4 separate regions of the Homo sapiens genome follow, and all the other regions are linked to region 3. Evidence: chromatin contacts called from ENCODE Hi-C or POLR2A ChIA-PET data. All regions are on one chromosome and are shown on one strand. Each heading gives the region's core, a stretch centred on a gene start or an enhancer-like site at or near the end of the contact. The rest is flanking DNA. Distances are from core to core; before and after follow the strand shown. Region 1 holds the start of ERICH3 (glutamate rich 3). Region 2 holds the start of LHX8 (LIM homeobox 8). Region 3 holds the start of NEGR1 (neuronal growth regulator 1). Region 4 holds the start of LRRC40 (leucine rich repeat containing 40).

The links. A loop is a pair of places that touch in the nucleus more often than their neighbours do. ChIA-PET counts read pairs that join two places held with the same protein, here RNA polymerase II (POLR2A). Pooled maps may share reads with other maps.
Region 1: a loop to region 3 is called in a map with no recorded cell type, with 2.9 times the contacts of the local background. The contact joins the promoter of ERICH3 here to the promoter of NEGR1 in region 3. A Hi-C loop is called at or near these places in 1 of 168 maps with a recorded cell type or tissue (IMR-90), 1 of 37 single-sample maps with no recorded cell type and 5 of 50 pooled maps. POLR2A ChIA-PET finds 5 or more read pairs at or near these places in 1 of 52 experiments (BJ).
Region 2: a loop to region 3 is called in a map with no recorded cell type, with 10 times the contacts of the local background. The contact joins the promoter of LHX8 here to the promoter of NEGR1 in region 3. A Hi-C loop is called at or near these places in 4 of 37 single-sample maps with no recorded cell type and 6 of 50 pooled maps.
Region 4: a loop to region 3 is called in a map of naive thymus-derived CD4-positive, alpha-beta T cell, with 11 times the contacts of the local background. The contact joins the promoter of LRRC40 here to the promoter of NEGR1 in region 3. A Hi-C loop is called at or near these places in 1 of 168 maps with a recorded cell type or tissue (naive thymus-derived CD4-positive, alpha-beta T cell) and 6 of 50 pooled maps. POLR2A ChIA-PET finds 5 or more read pairs at or near these places in 1 of 52 experiments (Panc1).

Annotation. Positions count from the first base shown.
Region 1 is chr1:74,670,655-74,675,835 of GRCh38, forward strand. It overlaps ERICH3 (glutamate rich 3), which reads right to left and starts at 3,138. Exons shown (of 15, transcript NM_001002912.5): 1 at 2,843-3,138. The coding sequence starts at 2,865.
Region 2 is chr1:75,132,315-75,137,619 of GRCh38, forward strand. LHX8 (LIM homeobox 8) reads left to right here and starts at 2,074. Exons shown (of 9, transcript NM_001256114.2): 1 at 2,074-2,640; 2 at 4,289-4,375; 3 at 4,786-4,947. The coding sequence starts at 4,301. It overlaps LHX8-AS1 (LHX8 antisense RNA 1), which reads right to left and starts at 262. Exons shown (of 2, transcript NR_187397.1): 1 at 40-262. RefSeq lists enhancers at 1-221, 2,379-2,891.
Region 3 is chr1:72,280,917-72,285,677 of GRCh38, forward strand. NEGR1 (neuronal growth regulator 1) reads right to left here and starts at 1,623. Exons shown (of 7, transcript NM_173808.3): 1 at 1,403-1,623. The coding sequence starts at 1,578. LOC105378797 (a long non-coding RNA gene) reads left to right here and starts at 2,018. Exons shown (of 6, transcript XR_947506.3): 1 at 2,018-2,489. RefSeq lists silencers at 1,810-1,869, 1,970-2,059 and an enhancer at 3,441-4,640.
Region 4 is chr1:70,203,054-70,208,189 of GRCh38, forward strand. It overlaps LRRC40 (leucine rich repeat containing 40), which reads right to left and starts at 2,526. Exons shown (of 15, transcript NM_017768.5): 1 at 2,337-2,526. The coding sequence starts at 2,487. It also overlaps a transcript of SRSF11 not described here. RefSeq lists enhancers at 2,120-2,179, 2,440-2,749.

The DNA.
Region 1 (5,181 bases), core at 1,888-4,387, 2.4 Mb after region 3:
TACAAATTGATGTAAAACATGTGTGTTTGAACAATATGAAATCAGTGCACCTTGAAAAAGAACAGAATAACAGCGATTTTTAGGGAACAAGGGAAGACAACCATAAGGTCTGACTGCCTGTGGGGTTGGGCAAAAAGCCATATTTTTCTTCTTGTAGAGAGCCTACAAATGGACATGCAAGTAGGAGAGAGATTGCTAAATTCTTTTCCTAGCAAGGAATATTAATATTAATACCCTGGGAAAGGAATGCATTCCTGGGAGGAGGTCTATAAACAGCTGCTCTGGGAGTGTCTGTCTTATGCGGTTGAGATAAGGACTGATATAAGCCCTGGTCTCCTGCAGTACCCTCAGGCTTACTAGGGTGGGGGAAAATCTCCGCCCTGGTAAATTTGTGGTCAGACCATTTCTCTGCTCTCAAACCCTGTTTTCTGTTGTTTAAGACGTTTATCAAGACAATATGTGCACCACTGAACATAGACCCTTATCAGTAGTTCTGCTTTTGCCCTTTGCCTTGTGATCTTTGTTGGACCCTTATCATTAGCTCTGTTTTTGTCCTTTACCTTGTGATCTTTGTTGGACCTTTATCAGTAGTTCTGCTTTTGCCCTTTGCCTTGTGATCTTTGTTGGACCCTTATCAGTAGTTCTGCTTTTGCCCTTTGTCCTGTTCCCTCAGAAGCATTTGATCTTTGTTCTGCTTTTTGCCCTTTGAAGCATATGATCTTTGTACCTACTGTCTGTTATTACACCCCCTTCCCTTTTGAAACCCTTAATAAAAAACTTGCTGGTTTGAGACTCAGGTGGGCATCACAGTCCTACCAATATGTGATGTCACCCTGGTGGCCCAGCTGTAAAATTCCTCTCTTTATACTGTCTCTCTTTATTTCTCAGCTGGCCGACACTCATGGAAAATATAAAGAATCTATGTTGAAATATTGGGGGCGGGTTCCCCCAATAAGTCCTCAAATTCCTTATCTGTAAAAATGAGGGTAACTAAAAACCAGCATGAGTGGGAAGATTTAATAAGGTAGTTCATATAAAACACTAGAATGGAGCCTGGCACATCGTATGCACATAATAAATATTTAGTTCTAACACAATTTTCATTTCCGAATACATGCATCTCTAGATTGGATGCACCATCCGGCAATACCATTTATTCAGCACACATTTGTTGAGTTTTATTTTGTTCTGAACACTGTCCTAAGTGAAGGGATCAGAGAAATTAATACAATATGGTGCCTACTTTTCAGGAGCTTACCATTTAAGTGCAAAGTATTTGTTGCCATCTTAACACCTTTCCTGAAGAGTACCATGAAACATACTCTTGCATTAAATCACAAATTTCCCTTTTCCCCATAGGCTTGGAACTAATGGAACTTCAGAAAAATTTGACTTCAGTTTCTGAAATCTTAATCATGCACAGTTTAATCAATAGCTACATTTTTCTCACATTTTAAAATAGATTATTAAATGGTCTAATCAGATTCTAACTAGCCAAAAACTTGAAAAACATAGGAAGACAACCATGACTGACATATTTATTTTCCCAAATGCAAACATACTGCAAACATCAGCTGCTGAAAAATAGTGCTATTTGCATCTTACGTAGCATCTTACATGACCCACAGATAACTAAAAATTGCACAGGAGTTCAGCATCAAAATGTTAAAAAGTACCTAAATTAAATTCAACTTGAGATAAAACAAAAAGTTTATGTAATCATAGCTATATCACTTTTCTAAAAGTTCTGAAACTGATTTCCAACGTGGCACCTTATATGGCTTTAGTTTTTTCAAACATTTTCATTTACGCCATTACACTCAGAGAATTCATTAAAAAGTAAAATCTTGAAGTTTGGGTATAAGTTCCAACACAACGACTAATGTGGTACTTCAAACATCACAAACTCCAAATGATCTCAAATATGTTGTCCTCTGCTAATTTGCTGCTCCTAAAAATGTGCAATAAATGCAATTAAAAAGGAAAGTGCCTTCAATTTAATTGCAAGATTGACTAGGATATTTATCTTCTTACTAGATGTATCATAATAAAAAATCGTCTAATATGCATTACATTGTTTAATTCAGGAGGAAATTGGATATTCTCCCTTCCAATAAAAAAAGAAACTTTTTTTTTTTGCAACAGCCAATAATGACGGTGTTCTTTCTAGAATACATTGAAAATTGCCAAAATAGGTTATCTAAGGGGTTCACCTACCTAAAGCAACTGAAGATCATGAGTAAATACACAGGCACACAACTCCTCCCTCTCTTTTCCTGTGCCATATAACCTTCCTTTATTAAAATACTTTTTAAAGACCCTTATGGTCCTTTTGAGATTGGGCAGAAAAAAATCCCTGAAATAATACCCCCTTTTCCCAATGAAACATCTTTCAATACTGAATGAACTCACACCTCGCTTATATGTAAGCTAAGGTGAGAATGCATCTCTCATTCTCAAATCTCCAAACGAATTCTTATTTTGGTAACCTCTTCTTTTGCATCTAAACACACATGTTCCACACCACAGGATCTTCTTGATCCCAGCGAAGGTCCTTGCTTAATGTATGCGTTTTTCACTTCCATTTTTTAATCCTTCCAGGGTGAAAATTTCAAAAGGGGCGAACGTGGGTGAAAGAAACGAAGAAGGGGAGGGAGGAGACATGATGCCTGGGATTTCTGCCATCCTCGCTGCAACCCAGAATTCGTATATATTTTCCTCTCCCCAGCCCTCCCCCTCGCTCCCCTCTCGCCCCTTCCCTCCGCAGCAGGAGGGAGGAGGAGGGGCAGCTGGCTGAAGCCGCCACCTGCCACAGCGTGGAAAAGCTCCAGTTGTCACTTACCCAGCGGGGTGAGAATGGCTCATTTTTGCAGGATCCCTTTTGGACCCCGCGGCAGGTGCGGAGGGTGGGTGCGTGGGGCCCCGTGCGCGCTGGCGCTGCGACAGTCGCGCTCGAGGGGTGGCTCCGCACCGAGGTCCCCTGTGCGCGGGCACCTGGGCTGGGCCGCCGCCGCCCCTGGGCGCCCGGGCTACCCGCAGCCTCCCGGGCTCCCACCCTCCGTTGGTATCCACAGCTTCCCTGTTGCTAAGGGAGGAGAGAGGCAAGCGCCCAGGGTCTGGAGAAGCGGAGGCGCTACTGGAACCGAGCCTGCGGAAGCTGGAAGTGAAGCCAGCTTCTACCCCTTTTTCTGGGCCCTGATAGGGAGGAGACCCAAGCAAGCCCCTGCTCTGTTGCTCTAGGGCGCGAGTTCCCCAGGTATCTGTAACATGAAAACACAAACACACTCGTGCACACACACAGGCACACCCACACATTTTGGCTGGCGTGCTTCCTGCTAGGCCCTGGGGAAGGAAGGACTGGGTAGCGGCTGAGGGTAATAAGAGCAGGGAGCAGCTACTGCGTGATGCGGTGGTTTCCAGTGCTAAAACAGCGATTGCAAATTTGAGGGAAAGAAGGACGTCTCTCAATCTGTTTTGGGTTTTGAATTTGTTTCTGCATCTGTAAGGCATTACAATCGACTCATTTTCTCCTTGGAAAACCCCTATCCTTCTTCCTAGCTGAGGTCCCCACTTCCAGTGGGCAGGGCTGACAGAGCTGGCTTTCAGAAGATGGGGGAGACGCAGTTATTCAGTAAAGCACCCAGAAACAGTACTTACATTGGAATCCAGTACATGGAATGCAGGGCTTAGATGAAGCAGCCTGGATTTAAAGGAGGATCTGAATGTGGAGGAAGTTTAAGCACTAGACTTAGATAACCTATTCTTGTTTTGTTCATGCTTGGTCAGGTGTTTTGCAGAATGACTTGATCTCTGGCCTCAGGTTCCTCATGTATAAGTGAAGGGTTGGACGCATCAGTGGTGACTGAGCTTTCTAGGGTCTCTATTCTGGGTCAGCCACATTTAGAGGTGGGAAGAGCATCACCTCATTAACGTCATTCTGCTTTTCCTCACGTGGTAAAGACCCACTGAGTATGACAGAGTTCAAACTCCTTAGTGTGACATTCAGGGGCCCTCATCACCTGGCCCCAGTGTCTTTCCCGAGCCTGTGTGACCACTTTCTCCACTACCTTAAACTCTAGCAAAACCAAACTCTTGCGCTATCCCTCTAGTGGAAACATACTTTCACCCTTGACTACTTGGAAAACTTCTATTCATCCTGTAACACTTAGCTTAAACACTTCCTCTTTGACATCCTCAGGTGTGCTAATGACTCTGGCCTCAGGGGGCCACTCGGCTGGGATATGCCTGTTTTGTGCTTACCCCCTGTATAACACTTGCTGAAGTAGATGCTGCCTTTTCTACTCAAATGCAAGCTCCTCCATTTCATTTTGTACATCTATTCCATTTTTCTATATTCTCAGAAGGAAGCAACAGTTTAATAAATGTTTGCAGCATGAGTGAAGGGAAAAAAGGAAACTCTTGAGTGGTGGCATTTGTAACGAGTTGTTACTAAATGCTCTCCTCAGCCTTTTATTGAGCATTTACTATCTCATTTAATCCTCATCTTCATTTTATGAGACAGGTTTTTTTCTCCATTTCATAGCTATCAAAACTAATACATAAAGAAATTAGTTATTTTTTCTGACATCTACAGTGGCTTCCAATGGGAAAAACTAGGATTCAAATCCAGATCTATCTGATTTCAGCCTACAAATGCCTTTAACAATTACAAGTTGATTTACTTTTCCGTGGCCCCTATAAATTGCCAGAGAAGCCAGATATTCTATACCATTACAGGTTTTGGACCTGAGTGACCAGAGCCATTCCAAGAAAAAAAAAAAAATATGATGCTAGCCCAATAGCTTAGGTCCTGAGACTGAAGGATTCAAGGCTGCTTCAGAGCCCAACTGGCCAGAGCTAGACTAAGGCAGAGGTCATCTCCCCGTGTCCCCTACCGTATGTCTATCCCCACTAACATTGGTTTCCATTTGAGGTTGCCCTTAATGCTCACTGTAACTAGATTTCACCTGGATAAAAATCGGGACTGGGGAAGGAGGAGGAGGAACTAGAAAGATACACTGTAACTTGCCCCAGGTGCTGCCAATCCCTAAGGATGGTGTAAATAATGTAATCTTATATAGATACTAGTTGTTACAAAATTCATTTTTGCAAATAGAAAATGGTATTTTCTCACTGGTTCAATGAGAAGGGAAATTAAAATATACTATTTAGATACTCAGG
Region 2 (5,305 bases), core at 824-3,323, 2.9 Mb after region 3:
CAAAGGCTTATACCGCCCAGGACATAGAAATTGACTCACCGCCCAGAGGCTTACAGCTCAAGGAGGGGTGCGCGCAGCTGCACCCCGGGACAGGTCAGCATCCCACAAGGCGCCTGGAGTAAAGCGAGGCCAGACCAATCTTTCACGTCTTCTGCTCCTGTCTGACGACCATTCTTCTTCCCCAAGCCCAGAAACCTCTAAAAATGAATCATTTTCTCCACTTATGCAGAGATAGACGCTCTTAGATCAAGGTTAGTATTTTGAAAACCTGACTGAGAGCCGCCTGATTAGGCGAGGGTGGGTGGAAAGACCGCATAAATGCCCGCACCCCCGCCCTGCTTCCCTAACACAGCTCCAGCTCTCTCTGGATCTCCAAATGACCCGCGCGATAAATTCTCCTCGATAGTAGCCAGACAGTACCCCAGATTCACTTTAAACCCTAACACACACACACACACACACACACACACACACTGTAATTAAATATCCAAACCGGACCTTTATGTTTAATTCCACTTTCAACGAAATCCTGCTCTATACACGACCTGATGGCGCCAATGTTCTGCACGACTCTGACTTTCCATTCGGAAGAGCGGTCTCCACAACGATGCTATTTCATGGAAAATGCATTATGTGAATTTCTCCACCACCCCCAATACCGATTTCTGCATTTGATGAAAAACACAAGTCTTTCTGGTTCCCACGCACAAGTTAGCTTTTTGAAAAGTCAGTCCACCCCAATCTTTCAATTTTCTAAGAGGGCACAGATTAATTATATCGTCCTCCTCCCTTCGCTCAGTAAATTTAAACGAGATCTCCCAGAGAGGACCGGCAGGGGGATGGCTAATATTAACTTGTGCGCAGCTGCGCGAAAAGAAAAACAATGGCGATAGGAAAATGCTCTGAAGACTCTAGTGTTTATGGGAGAAAAATGCAATGGAGGAAAAACTAAATTTGTAGTGGTAACTCGGTCCCAGACTCTTACACAGGCTCACTTCATCACAGGAAAGGCTATCTATCTCCTCCGCTAGCCGGCTGCTGACCGAGCTGGGGTCTGGGCAAGATCATTTCGCTCTTTTTCTTCTATACAAATAAGGCAAGGAGATAAGATATGTGTGTGTGCGTGTGTGTGTTTTACATATATATTTCCATCTAATTAAAGCAAAATCCTATGATTCTGTTAAAGGCCTTTAAGAAATAGACTCCTAGATCTTCTTAGTTTCAGAAGTTTAGCTTTTTAAATGGAAACAAAAATCATTTAAAAATAATCTTTTAACCAAATTTGTCTTTATACACTAAATAATGAAATAAAGTTTATACCACAAAGAGTCTGTTTAAACAAACACACCTTCCAATCTTAATCAAAATTAAGGTACCCTGAATACCTCCCTCCGCCGCTTCCCCGCCCCGCAGTCAGAACTTGAGGCAGAAGACAAGGCTGCTCGGGCTTACATTTTGTCTAGGAGATGAAAGAGCAATACTCATTAGCAACATACTTTTGTCTTTCTTGTAGCCTTGATTTCAAATCTAGTCGCAAATCATAAGCTTTTGTGTTGCTCAGATGTTCCTTCTTTATCTTAATGAGAAAACTTTTCGGAAAGGGAGCGCGAACTGCTAGATAAGTCAGCTCCCAGGCTGCCAGGAGCGGTGGCATTCCTCGGCTACACCGGACAGCTGCGAGTTTCAAGAGAATGACTAAAACTTTCAAGTCACCCAGACCTCCACTTCCCCTTCTGCTTGCTGCAGAAAGAGATGTAACCTGAATCTTTGTTTAGGTTTGGGTTGGGGAGCGAGAATTTAAAAGTTATGGCAAATGCAGACAGCAGATTTTTTAAAGTCAAGTTAACAGGACATCCCCCAATTTTTTTTTCTTTAGTACTAAACCTGAAGTCAGTTGGCGTGTTCTGATAAAGATTTTAACATGTAGAGAAGGCGGGTTTTCCTGAAAGAGGCGAAGCAATTTCTCCAGGAAAGACTTTCCCCCACACGCCCCCTTCCTTTATATTAGGTTCCACCCTCTGGAAAACAAAACTTTTTTTTTTTTCTTTTCCTGGAGGGACTCAGGAAAAGCTCAGTGCTCACTTCACTCAGAGCTCAGTGAAGCTGGGAAAGGAATTTTAAGAACGGTTCATCAGAAAGTGGTCAGGCCACAGCGGCCTCTTTGGACGAAGACACACTTGTAGCATTATCCTTCTCGGCATCAGCTTTTATTAGTGGATCGGGGCGGGGGAGGGGGGAGATCGGCAGACACGGACAGCCTCTGACCCTCTGGAGTTGGTATGTGATAAGCAGCCCTAGCAGTGCCATGTATTGGAAGAACGATCAGATGTTTGTGTGTAAACTAGTAGCAAAGGACGTGCCGGAGCTGGCAGTTCCCCCTGAGAAGGTGAGCGAGCCGACGCCTGGCCAGACCAGCTGAATCGCAGTGTCCTTGAAACTCGAGTTGTTTGGGCTCCTAAACAAGGTTCAGAAACTACCTGTAACGGCCTCATCTTCAGACCTGGCAATTTTTTTTTTTTATTACGTAGTAGCGTTAGTCAGTAATCATTGCACTCCCTCCCCAAAAGCTCACTTAACCTGAGACATGGAGACTGTAATTTGGGAGATGAAGCCTCGAGCCTAAGGCGCTCTCAGGTCCATGTGAGTCGTGCTTTTGTTCTATTTGCTGTGGTGATCGTGGCGGTCCGGGAGAGTGGGTCGGGAGGACTGGGCGGCTGTCGGGTGGAACCGGAGACCTGGCTCGTTTCGTTCGGCTGCCCGCGGACACTTGCCTGCCCTGAGGCACACCTCCCTCTGCGGGGCTCCAGAAAGGCCTCCGGGATCCCTGGGCTTGCCGGGAGAGCCATTTTACCTAAAATGCCAAAAGAAAACCGCAGGGCACAAAACGAGTCACGCGGTTTGTCTGAGTAGACTGGGGAAGCTGACAAGCTCTCACCTCACTCGGGAGGCAGGACCTGTGGGTATTTGGTGTTTTAAGTTTGAAATCATCTGCAGCCTGTCTGAGGGCCTCAGCAGGACGCGCGCGGGGCGCCCCTGACTATTTCTTTGCTCCGAAGCCGGTTGGGGACACCAGGCGAAAGCGGAGCTGTTCTGTTTAAACGCCCTTTGTGTGTGAGGACGCGGCCTCAGTGCAGCTACGCTGGGTCCCGCGTAGGGAGCGCACCCCAGAAAGGGAGGGTCTCGGCCGACGGTCCGGGAGGCCCCCAGGTTGGTATCTTGCCTGGTGCTTCCAGAGGGAGGGAGAAGGGGAGGCGAACAGTCAGAAATGCAGAAGTGCGAGCCGCTCGAGTTCGGGGTACCCACCCGCCCCCGAGCTAGAGTTTTTGGAAACGAAAGCGGTCTAAGCCCAGGGACGCTGCGTTTTCGTTTAAGAACAAAACTCCAGCAAATACTTGGAAACACTTGAGTAACGCGCGTTGTTTCTTTAAAACATTTTGTCAGAGGTTGGGTGAGTTCTTTTAATGGCACAAATTAAATTCAGCTGGATATTTTCCATTATTCTACCCGCTTTTTGCGCTGGTTAAAAATAATCCTTTAGTAGCTCAAATGTTGACTTACTGAGCAATAAGTGGCAATTTACACCTTAAAGAAACGAGTGTAAATCACTCGCCACTCTAATTGCTGTAAGTTTACGAAAGAGCTGCTGGCTCGGTTTAATCTGAAGCATTTTCATTCAAATTGTCATCGGAACAAACACCAGGCTTCTTAAATCCCGCTGTAATTAGCTTTCAAGTATCCTATTAAACCTCTTCACCTTTCGGGCTATCCTATTCAAAAAGCCCCCTTTTTAAAATATATATGTGTCTTGCTCTTTTAATTGAGGTTATTAAAGAAATCTAGTTTCTTCTCCCACCCCCTCCTCAATCCTCTTTTCTTCTCTCGCACTCCACCTCCCACTGCCCCGCACCCCCTTTAGCCCGGTGTTCCCCGCTCCGCTATGATTGACGTCTGGAAAGAAAGAGCTTTGTGAGGGGATGATTGTTATTAACTTGTTATCCCCGGCGGGGGGGCGGGGAACCGACGTGCCCGGGTGAGCGCCGGAGACCCGGAGCCCGGGGAGCGCGGGACGAGCTACCAGCGCTCGGGTGGCGGCCGCCAGCGGCCAGCGAAGGAGGCTGCGCGCCAGCCCGCCCGCGGCGCCCGGGCTCAGGCGCCGTGACGGCTGCACGCGCTGCCCCGCACTCTGAGGGCCTTCATTAGCTCGCTCCCCGCGCCGAGGCTGGGGCGGGCAGCACGCTCGGAACTTCTGATCTGTTTCTCCATACTTTCTCCCCCTCCTACTCCGCAGTGTCAGGGGCTCATGTCAGAGGAGTGCGGGCGGACTACAGCCCTGGCGGCCGGGAGGACTCGCAAAGGCGCCGGGGAAGAGGGACTGGTGAGTGCGGAGGGGCTCGCGTGCTGGCAAGACTGGCCGTGGGGAGGCGGCGCAGGACGAAGGGCCGCTGTCCCCGCGCTCCTTCCAGGGCCCAGCTGGCCCCTCCTGCAGCAGACAGAGGACGGGGCGGAGAGGGTCTGGGTGGGGTGGGAAGCTTAGCTGGCCCGCGAGGAGGGCAGGGCCGCAAGACTTCTGGGGTCCGAATAGGTCAGGGGTCGGCAGCCCCAGCGGGTGCGTAGCCAGAGCTTGGACTCGGGGAAGAGGGCGAGAATCGTGACCTCAAGAAGCTGGGGGTGGGGTGGGGTGGCCAGGGGGAAGGGAGGGGAGGCGGTGGGGGCGCCCTTGTGGGTAGGTGGGATGCGAAGGGGAGGAGGGGTCTAGAACCGCCTGCGCCTCGCGGTTTCCTGCAGGTGAGCCCCGAGGGAGCGGGGGACGAGGACTCGTGCTCCTCCTCGGCCCCGCTGTCCCCGTCGTCCTCGCCCCGGTCCATGGCCTCGGGCTCCGGCTGCCCTCCTGGCAAGTGTGTGTGCAACAGTTGCGGCCTGGAGATCGTGGACAAATACCTTCTCAAGGTAGGATAGGGCCTCGGGTGCGAGGCCCAAGGGGAGCGGGCTTAGCGTGGGAGCTCTGGGAAAAGAGTAATGTTCCTCCCACCAACCTTTCCGTTCAAGTTCTGGGTGAAGGTTGTAGGCTTTTGCAGAAAATCAGCCCAGTTTAGGGCAACTCATGCGGTGGGATAAAGTGAGAAGAAATCCCAGACTCTTCTATGTCGTTGCAAAACAGCTAATGTGTGACACATCCTGGTCTGGACGCGCCGGATGTGTGTGGATGCGCTGGAGTCAGCCACTGGCTTGTAGTGGAAGGGAAGTGGAAAAACCCTTATCCATTCTGAGACAGAAACCTGCTTAGTTATTTTTCACCCAGCCCCGA
Region 3 (4,761 bases), core at 373-2,872:
GGAAATGTGAGGTGGGGTGGCAGGGGGAGAAGGGAGGGTGATGGGAAAGAAATGAAGGAATAGGGCGTTTAGCTTTGTTTAGATCTAAGCTTTGCTGATCATCCATTTATATTTTCATAGGAAATAAAATATTCCCAGACTCCCACTCTGCAGTGTTGCTTAGGGGTAAAATCAGGGTATGGATGTTTATTAATGACAAACCACCTCAGAGCTCAAGCTCAGAGGAAAGAAGGGAAAATGAGAAAAATAAGTAAAAGTGAAGACTGATGGAGGGAGGAAGGTAGGAATAAAAAGGGGATAGAAAGACACAGAAAGAGAAAAAGAGAGAAGCAGAGACAGAGTGAGAGCAGCGAGTGAGACAGGCAGTGTGTACACATGTGTGAGTGACAATGTGGAACAGAGAAGGAGAGTATGCCTTTTAAAAACAGTGAGAGACAATCTGAATGTGGAAGTGGTTCTTACAGCATGGAAGTGCCAGTGCATGTGAGGATGTGAGAGTATGTGAGTTAGTATGTTTATGGAAATAAGATTTATGAGGGTGAGTAAATGGTACTGGAGGGGAACAGTGACCATGCCTGTGTGTGCCACAGGGGTGGGAAACGGTATGGGGAGAGGGATGAGAAATGGGAGTCAAAAGAGGGAAGACAGGGCACAGGATAGGGACATTAAGGAGGAATAAAAAAAATAGACAAAAAGAAAAAAGGGTAAAAGAGAGGAGGAAAGGGGATTAAATGTGAGGAACAGAAATTAGAGTCGTGGAGATAAAAATGAGAAAATATGAGAAGAAATTTTAAAAAGGAGGGAAAAAACAGAAAATAGAAAAGGTATGAAAAGAGATATTGGAGGGAAAAAGAGTTACAAGGAGGTGGGGAAAATGGTATAAGAGAATGAGGAAGGAGAAAAGAAAGAAAACAGAAAGCGGTAAAAGGAAAGAAAGATAAAGAGCAAGAAATCGAGCCTAAGTGTCCAAGTGAGAGGGAAAATAAATGGGAGCAGAGAACAGCAGTTTGAAAGAGTCGCTTATGCTGGAGTAAAATAGAAACAAACCTGATAAACTTGTCAGACTCTCCAGGAGTACCCCATGACAGTAAAACAGAGACCTTGTGCATTGAGTTTCAAAGTGGCACCTGCCCCTCCTTCTAAACCTGACAGTTCACTCATCCCCAGGCTACTTGGCGTTCCGGCAAAGTGCTTTAGCATCACGAGTCCAGCTTGCTACCTGCCCCAGCATAAACGGGCCGGGGCTCCGGGAAGAATCTGCACCTGGAATTCTTGGGATGTGGTCTTTCCATGATGAGCACCACCAGCATTATTGCTTGTGTTATAAAGAAGGCAAAGAGGGTTCAAAGAGAGACAGAAAGATAGACCGAAACAAGTACGAAAAGCACGCCGTTCTTCCTACCTAAGCACCGCCGTGTCCCCTTTTCTGACCATCATGTTGTCCACGGCCGCCCAGGGGAAGTCCACACTCTGTCCAGCCGGGAGGCAGGAGGGTAGCAGGCAGCACAGGCTGAGGAGCACCGCCGCCAGCCACTGGTTCGAGCAACAAGCACCCTGCACCAACAGCATCATGTCCATCCCTGCTAGGGCTGCTCACTCTCCAGCAGCTTTCAGCTCGCACTCCCCCACCCCCTGGTGCTGGCGAGTCTTCCCGGGAACCAGGCGGCGCGCCACAGGATTTTTTTTTTTTTTTTTTTTTTTTTTTTTTTTTGGTGGGTGGGTGGGTTTCTTTTCTTTCTTTCTTCCCCCCACCCCAGTTGTTGGGTGTTGTTTCTCTCTTTTTGTTTTTCGGTGTTTTTGCCTCCCCTCCTCCTCTTCGCTTTCCCTCCCTCCCTCCCCTCCCTCCCCCTGGCACCACACTACACCTCCTCTCGGTTGCTTTTGGCCGCGTCCGGAGTGTGTCTAATTCTCGGGCGGCTCGCACACCATCTAGCGAGGAGGCGAGCGCGCCGGCGAGTGAGGGAGGAGGCGCGGCGGCGGGGGAGGAGGCAGGGCGAGCGGCGGCGGCGGCGGCTGCAATCCCAGCAGCAGCAGCAGCAACAGCAACAGCAGCAGCAGAAGCAGCGCGGAGCGCTGCGCCGGCCGCCGGCTCCCGGGCTCGCGCGCGTTGCCAAGCGGCCGTTTCCTTAGCAACCCCGCCAGGGGACTGGGGATGGAGAAGGGAGGGGGATTAAAAAAATAATAAAAAAAGAAAGAAAAAAGATAGCAAGAAAAAAAAAAGAAAAGCAAGACAACGAAAAAAAAAATAGGAGGAACTGTATCACAATTATGCAAACTAAGGGGGAAAGAGAGGCACCTTAGAATGAAGGCTCTCCTTACTGTCGTAAGCGCTAGAGGGATTCTTTGCTAGAAAAGTCTCCGTGTCAGGGCTGGGGTGAAGAGAGCTGAGGGGCGCTTTGCCTTCCCTCACCGGTGCGTTTTACCTCTCGAGGCACCGTAAGTTTGAAGTCCTCCAAGTTGTGGTCGGCGCCATCATGACGCCGGCGACTGTGAGTTGTTTTTTTGTTTATTTTCTTCTAATCTTGCCTGGGTGGCTACGCTGCAGTTAGCGAGCAGCCAACTAGTTCTCTCTGCGTTTTCTCGGGAATAGGTAGGGACGGTGGCGGGGCGCTGCTTTTTTGCGGGGACACGAGGAGGTGCAAGGCCTTGCGGCAGAGCAGCTTGCGTGTTTGTGGCGGTCGGCCCGTATGGATTGCAGGACGCCCCTCTTTTATCTGTGGGTGTTGACACTAAGTTGTGTGTGTGAGTAGGGGATTGTTTATGGTCAACATGGAGTGTGTGTGTGATAGAGAGCGTGTCGTGCGCGCGGGGGCCTGTGCACGCGCGGCACGCAGGCGCGCTGGGAGGGACGGGGCGGGTCATGCTGGGATGTAGAGTCGGGAAAAGACTGCAATCAAGTGTTTTAATTGTGTAGAGCCCAGGCGGTCCAGTTATGTAAGAGGCAGTTTAACCCATTTGAGCCTATCAGGCCGAATAATCGGCGCATCCGAGTCAAGGCAGGGCAGAGTTAAGGGGTTTAACGAGTCGCAGGGTTGTATTTCTTAACAGCCTCCACACCGCGTTAACAGGCTTGCTCCTCCGCGGTGCAGAGCGGTAACCTCCGCTTCCCCACGCAGCAGCCCCTCCGCAGCTCGCCGGGCTGTTTTCAGCCCTGCCCTGGCCCAAGGCAGAAGGAGATACTAGGCGTGGGGCCACCCCTACTCTTTTTTCTTCTTTCCTTCTTGAACTCATTTCCAGATTCAAGATCCTTAAGCTTTTCCGGGCCATTTGCAAATCAATGCGAGAACCGAGGCTGAGTCGTTAGCAGTTACACCAATCAATCTTGTTCAGCGAGGAGTTTGGGAAGCAGAGCGGGGAAGTGAAAATGGAAAATAAGTAATTAAAAAATAAGCTCCCTCCCCCTCACACACTTTTTCCCTTCCTCCACCCCATCCCCCTTTAGCAGTGTTTGAAGAAGATATTCTTTGCCAGATCCCAGTTCTTCTTTTGGAGGAAATGAAGCAAAACCTCACACGTCCGTAACTCGTTTTCCATAATGCTAGCAGGGTCATTTGGCAAAGCGCACCGAAGCAAGACTCTCTGCAGGGGTCAGCATCCGGCTGCCTCCGCAGACTGAGCTCTTTACGAGGCAGGCAGGGAGTCGTTTTGCTTGGTGGTAGCAGTGTTCAGAGTGATTTTTATCGCCATGCACGGGGATATATGGGGAAAGGGAAGGGTTCCCATCACCTGTGACCACCCAGACTGGCTTACAGACGAATCCTTAACTAGCAACACCTCCCTGCTGAACTGGCACTCCAAGGCTGGGCAGCTAACGGAGACATTTGCGTCAGGAGTCACTGATGTTAGTATTCTGCCTTAACTCTCAAAACCGACTCGGAAACTGAGAGTGCAATAGTTTCAACCGCATTTTGAAACATCAATAAAATGTTAGTCATTTGCGGATGAATGAAAACATTTTCTTTACCGTCTGGTATGCTAGGGAAATAATTGTGAAATGACAGACTCTCACTAATATCGATGCCAAATACCTAAGTAACACTGTCATCTTGTTAACTGCATTTTTCTATCTTGCGTGGCACGCTGATGGATAAAGCGTAAAATTATCTAGGGCAAACGGGGGATTAGAAGACTTGACATGTCACATACATGGGCAAAGCTATGCAGTATTATTTAGCATTTCAGTAGAAACGAGCTAGATTCTATTGAAGAGACACAGAAGGTATAGCTTCCTGCATTGTGACTCAGTTTAGTGCTATTTTAAGCAGGGATGGGGGTGCCAGTGTTTTCTAGTACAAGCTATGAAAAGCATCCTTTTCTGACTGCTGTTTCCCAGAGATCTGACATCTTCAGTGTCCACGGGGGTGGGTTGGGGGTGGTAGGAGGAGGGTTTTCTTTGACCAGGGATGGAGCTATGCTGCAGTTTTAATATGTACAACAACCCTTCAGGCTTGTAAACGGAAACTGGAGCCACTTCTTTTAAAGACAGTTTCCTTTCCTTATTTCTAGTTTTTTATCTCAACTACCATTCACAGATCACACTTAACTCTTGGAGAACCCATCTAAAGAAAGCAATGACTGAACTTAGTGTATAGATGTCTGGATTATGGGGGAAAGTATTTACAGGTACGTCACTATTATTTACAGCAAGTGCAAGAATGTCAGGTAGGGCAGCCTCTCCAGACCCTTATACTTCTAGTCTTCTGACTAAAGAAAATGAATTTAAAAGCTTTTATGACTTCCTATTCCCTAAACCTTTCTAAG
Region 4 (5,136 bases), core at 1,276-3,775, 2.1 Mb before region 3:
CTAATTCTTGTATTTTTTGTAGAGATGGGGTCTCACTATGTTGCCTCAGGCTGGTCTTGAATTTCTGGCCTCAAAGCGATCCTCCTGCCTCTCAATTTGCCAGAGTGCTGGGATTACAGGCATGAGCTACTATCATTATCAAAGTATAGGATACTGAAAAGAGGCCTCAAAGTAAATAGTTAAGGGAAAGGTTTAGAAAGACTTTTGTATGCTGTGCTAAAAAGTTTACCTATACCGTATCTTCTGGGCTATGGGAAGTCATTAAACGTTTTGAGTGATGTAAGATCTGTTTTGGAAAAATAACTCTTGGTAATGACACTAGGATTTAGAGTGTGAGGGTAGTTGTTGTTGTTGTTTATGGACAGGGTCTCACAATATTGTCCAAGCTAGAGTGCAGTGGCTATTCACAGGTGTGATCATAAGGCACTACAGCCTTAAACTCCTGGACTCAAGTGATCCTCCTGCCTCAGCCTCTGGAGTAGCAAGAGTGAGATGTAAAGTAAAAACTCCAGGAAACCAACTAGAAGGTGCTGCCATGATAACAGCAATGGTGAATTTTTACTGTGTACTTTTTATGTACCAGGCACTTTATTTCATTTTATCTCATTTAGACCTTAATAGGTCCTGTTATGACTCCTGCATAATAAATGAGAAATTAGGGCACAGAGTGATTAACCATCTCAATGTTATGTGAGCAAAGATAGGAAGATAAGAAGCACGACCCCGTAACGAACTACAAACAGTTCAGAATTATAGTGGTTTGCCTATCAAAGTTTCACTAACAAGTGATGAAACTGAGGGCTACATACAGCCAGACAGAGAAAGACTTTCTATATTATAGTAACAGGGATTCCTTTTTTATATATAAGCTACAAATACCATGAGTTTCTGCCATTTATATCTTTCCCTCCTATGAAATGCTGTTTATTCACTCATTTAAAATCATTTTATGTACCAGGTAAAGTGTTAGGTTCTGGTTATATAACAATAACCTAAGCAGTTCTAATCCATATCATCACGGACCTAAGAGTCAGAATCCATGTGCTCTCTTAAAGTTTAACAGACGAAACCACCTGAGTCTAGTCAATAAGTACATTCTAGCACACCACTTATGATTTGAGAATACTCATTCACTTACTTATTGCTTCCGCAAAATTTAATAAGACTCTACTATGTACCAAGCACTATTTTCAGTGATAGAAATACAACAAAGCACAAAACAAAGCTCACTGACTTCATGATATTAACCTTTTGGTTGGAGGGCAGAGAAAACAAAAAACATAAATGATATAAATTCTGATAGTGATAAATGCTGTTAAAAAATTAAACAGGTAAGAGAACAGAATGTTAGCATGATAGGTATGCAAGTTTAGAGAAAAATGTTTCAGGTTTTGGGGAAACCAAGTAGATATATATATATGCACAACTGTAGTTTGAAAATGAGTATGTTCCCATTGATCAAAAACTCTTTTAGGTGGAGTAAGGATTCTGTGTCTTTTCATTCATTCAGAAGCATTTGCTTGCCTAATCTACTTTATACATGTCACAATAAGAAAGCAATCATTAGAAGGAAAATGGAAGGTTTTAATCAGTCTTAAAACCTAAATATAAATGAAGAAAAACATTACAGGAAAAATGCTCTATTTCTCCATCTCTCCATTCCCCTCCCTCTCTCTCTTACACACACACACACACACACACACACACGACAATCAGAAGAGCATCTGGCCATTCATTCATGGTACCCAGATTTGTGCTTCTTGGTCTTTAACAGGTTTCTCAGGATGTCCCCACATTCAAACACTCTGTGTGGCATCTATCCTGATCTTCAACTTAGAAAATATACTCATTATTCCTTGTAAGTAGAACTCTGCACAGCTGCATACAGAAGAGCGTCTCGGCAGGGAACAGTGCAGGTTCACAAAGGGGCCGATAAAACATATAATTTTAGCTTTGGTAATTGCCCTTGAAGATTACAATAAGAGGAGGAAAATAAGGGCCAAAGAAACAAAAGATTTGCCCGTGATTTGATAGCTGGTTTCGTCACATATTATGTTGCTTATCCCACAGAATGTGGGAATCCCAGAAAGCGCCCCGTTTAAATTTAGACCGTATTTTTAGCAGGGTCCCTTTAACAGAGATTGCGGGAACCTGGGAAGGAACTGAACTGGGCTAACCAAACCGGTCGAAATGAGCACAGGGATTAGATTAGAGCACAGAAATTCTGGCTAGCAGTCTGAGAAAGGGGGCCAAAGCCAGCCCAGAGAAAAGGGAGGTTGCCTGGGCCAAAGGCTTTCTGACAGGAGACACAATAGGGTCGTACCTCTGGGTCTTACCTTCACTGAGGTTTCTACCCGACAGGTTTAACTGGCCGCTCTTCCTCGCTGCCTTCAACAGCCCTTGGGGTACCGAGGTACCGCAGTCTCTTCCACCTGCTTTGAAACCAGCGCGGAGATCCTGCCCCGCTATCCGCTTCAGGCGCGACATGTTCAAAGTCCTAGGTCCAGAAGCTGCAGCCCCACCCGTGACGCTTAAAGGTGGCGCCGTTGGGATGCCCCGCTCCTTTCGTGAGCGCGCGCTCTGGGCGCTGGGCTCGCGGCCTCGCGCTGGGCCTTCACTCTCTGCGGCGCAGTCCAGATGTCGTCAGCACCAGCGCCTGGGCTGGAGGACAGAGAAGCCTTTTCCGTTGCCGGTGCCGGCCTAGCGTCCTGGAATTACTTCAATCAAGTAAGTGCGTTTAACGGGCTTAAGAGGGGCTTTCGGGTTTATTGTTTGCACTGTTACTGCGACTCCAACCTTCTCCTCTGTGCTTCCACCGTGGCGAGGGTGTGGGGAAAGAGAACCCTCTCTTCTCCCCTCTCCTAGTCTGAACGTGGGCCTTGACTAAAACTTGAGATCTGGGCGCGGTCGGCAGCGTTTCTGGACCCCAGCCTGTGTTTGTCGCTTGTGGTGGTGGCGCCAGACCTCTGGCGTACGGAGTAAAAGAAATTTTCTGTTCTTAAGGCTTGTACTCTGACACCATTCTCGTTGTATTGAGGGTATATAGCTTACCCAGCAAAGGAGGTAATGTGAAATGGAAGGACTGGCAACATAGAAGACAAAAACAAAAATCCTTAAAATTTAATAAATGTTCTGTGTATCAGACAGTTTAGGGAGACAAGTAGTGGTACATGCTTTAGTGAAGCTCAGACAGCTTGGATTTTTGAGCCCTAAAAAGCAAGTTCAAATCTCAGCTGCTTCTTTACTTTAGAAACTGTTAACTTTAGGCAGTTTACTCAACCGCTTTTAAAGCTCATTCCTTTTTTTCATTACTTTGGGGATAATTCCTACCGCATAAGGTTTTTGAAATAAGTGAAGATAAAAACTAGAATCTTGAGCTCTCGGTGAGTCCAGAATAATAGCAAATGAAAATTTTGTTCAATGTAAGTCGGTGTTTCCTAGGAAATTAAAATTTTCATCTGAAATGTACAACTTCTTGATTCAACAAGTAATTATTAAGATTAATCCTGCCTAGTATGTGTACTATCCTGGGTGCTAGACTTTTCTTTTGCCTGAAATGATTTTGTTTTAAAAGCATATGCCAGGGAATACCATTCTAACCCCCATCAAGTCTACTGAGGATTGGTAGAATAGTTGAAAGCTAGGATGAAGGCCCTTTGATCAATTCTTCATCACGCACTTTTACCTGAGTCCAGGTTATTGCTACCTGTAAAATTCGGTTTTTAACTCTACCCTTTTTGTTCTTATTTCTGTGGAGTCCTTTACACTAATATCGAACAAGAGAAAGTTACCAATAGTTGTTACCCTACTAAAAAAGCAAAGAGTGGATTTTTGTCTTTTTTTTTTTTTTTTTTTTGAGACAAAGTCTGGTCTGTCGCCTAGGCTGGAATGCAGTGGCGTGATCCCGGCTCACTGCAACCTCCGCCTCCCAGGTTCAAGTGATTCTCCTGCCTCAGCCTCTCCAGTAGCTGGGATTATAGCCGCGCACCACCACACCTGGCTAATTTTTATATTTTTTAGTAGAGACGGAGTTTCGCCATGTTGGTCAGGCTGGTCTCGAACTCCCAGCCTCAAGCGATCCGCCCAGTTCGGCCTCCCAAAGTGCTGGGATTACAGGTGTCAGTCGCCGTGCCCAGCCTGAGTTTTAAAGGAAAACGACCGTAGCAGCTTTTGCAACGTTATTAATGAGGTCCCTGGTCAGCTTGTCTTCACAGTAATGGTAATAGCTGCCTTATTGGGCCCATACCAGGCTCAGTGCTAATAATACCTCTGTTTGCTATTTCTTATTTAACACAGTGACTAATTTTGCAGATAAGGAAATTGAGGCTAAAAGGGGTGAAGAAACTTACCCAACCTCACAAGTTTCTCTGAATAGCACGACCAGGAATTTGAACCTAGATCTGTCTCCAAAACCTTTCTTTTTAATCACCATGACTTCCCTAGTGGCTTTTCATAATTCCCAACTTGCTTTTTTTTTTAATCCTGTAATCATTGTAAGAGACACTTCAGTTGTTTTTAAGAAGATTTCTTTATTAAAGAACCACCTTTTTCTCTTTATAGTAACAACCTACCTTTGGGGAAGAAACAACCCACCTTTGGAGAATTGAATTGCTCGAGTACAAAATTTTACAGTAACCACCCCTCCCCCTACAATAGATTCTTCTTTCGTTCTTTTTTTTTTTTTTTTTAAGAGACCAGGTCTCACTCTGTCACCCATGATGAAGTACAGTGGTGCGATCACAGCTCACTGCAACCTCGAAATCCTGGGCTCAAACAGTCCTCCCACCTCAGCTTCCTGAGTAGCCATCACACCACCATGCCCAGCTAATTGTTTTTATTTTTTGTAGAAACGAGTCTGTGTTGCCAAGGCTGGTCTTGAACTCCTGGCCTCAAGCTATCCTTCCATCTAGGGCCTTCCATAGCACTGGGATTACAGGCATGAGCCACCTCAAGCAATCCTTCTATCTGGGGCCTTCCAAAGCACTGGGATTATAGGCATGAGCCACCACACCCTGCCTAGTTCAATTTATTAAAAAATAACAGCAAGGTATAATTTTTAAATTTGTTGTTCTTGAAGTTAAATATTTCATTATTGACATTTAATGATACTGTATTAAAACATTGTTTCATCTTGTA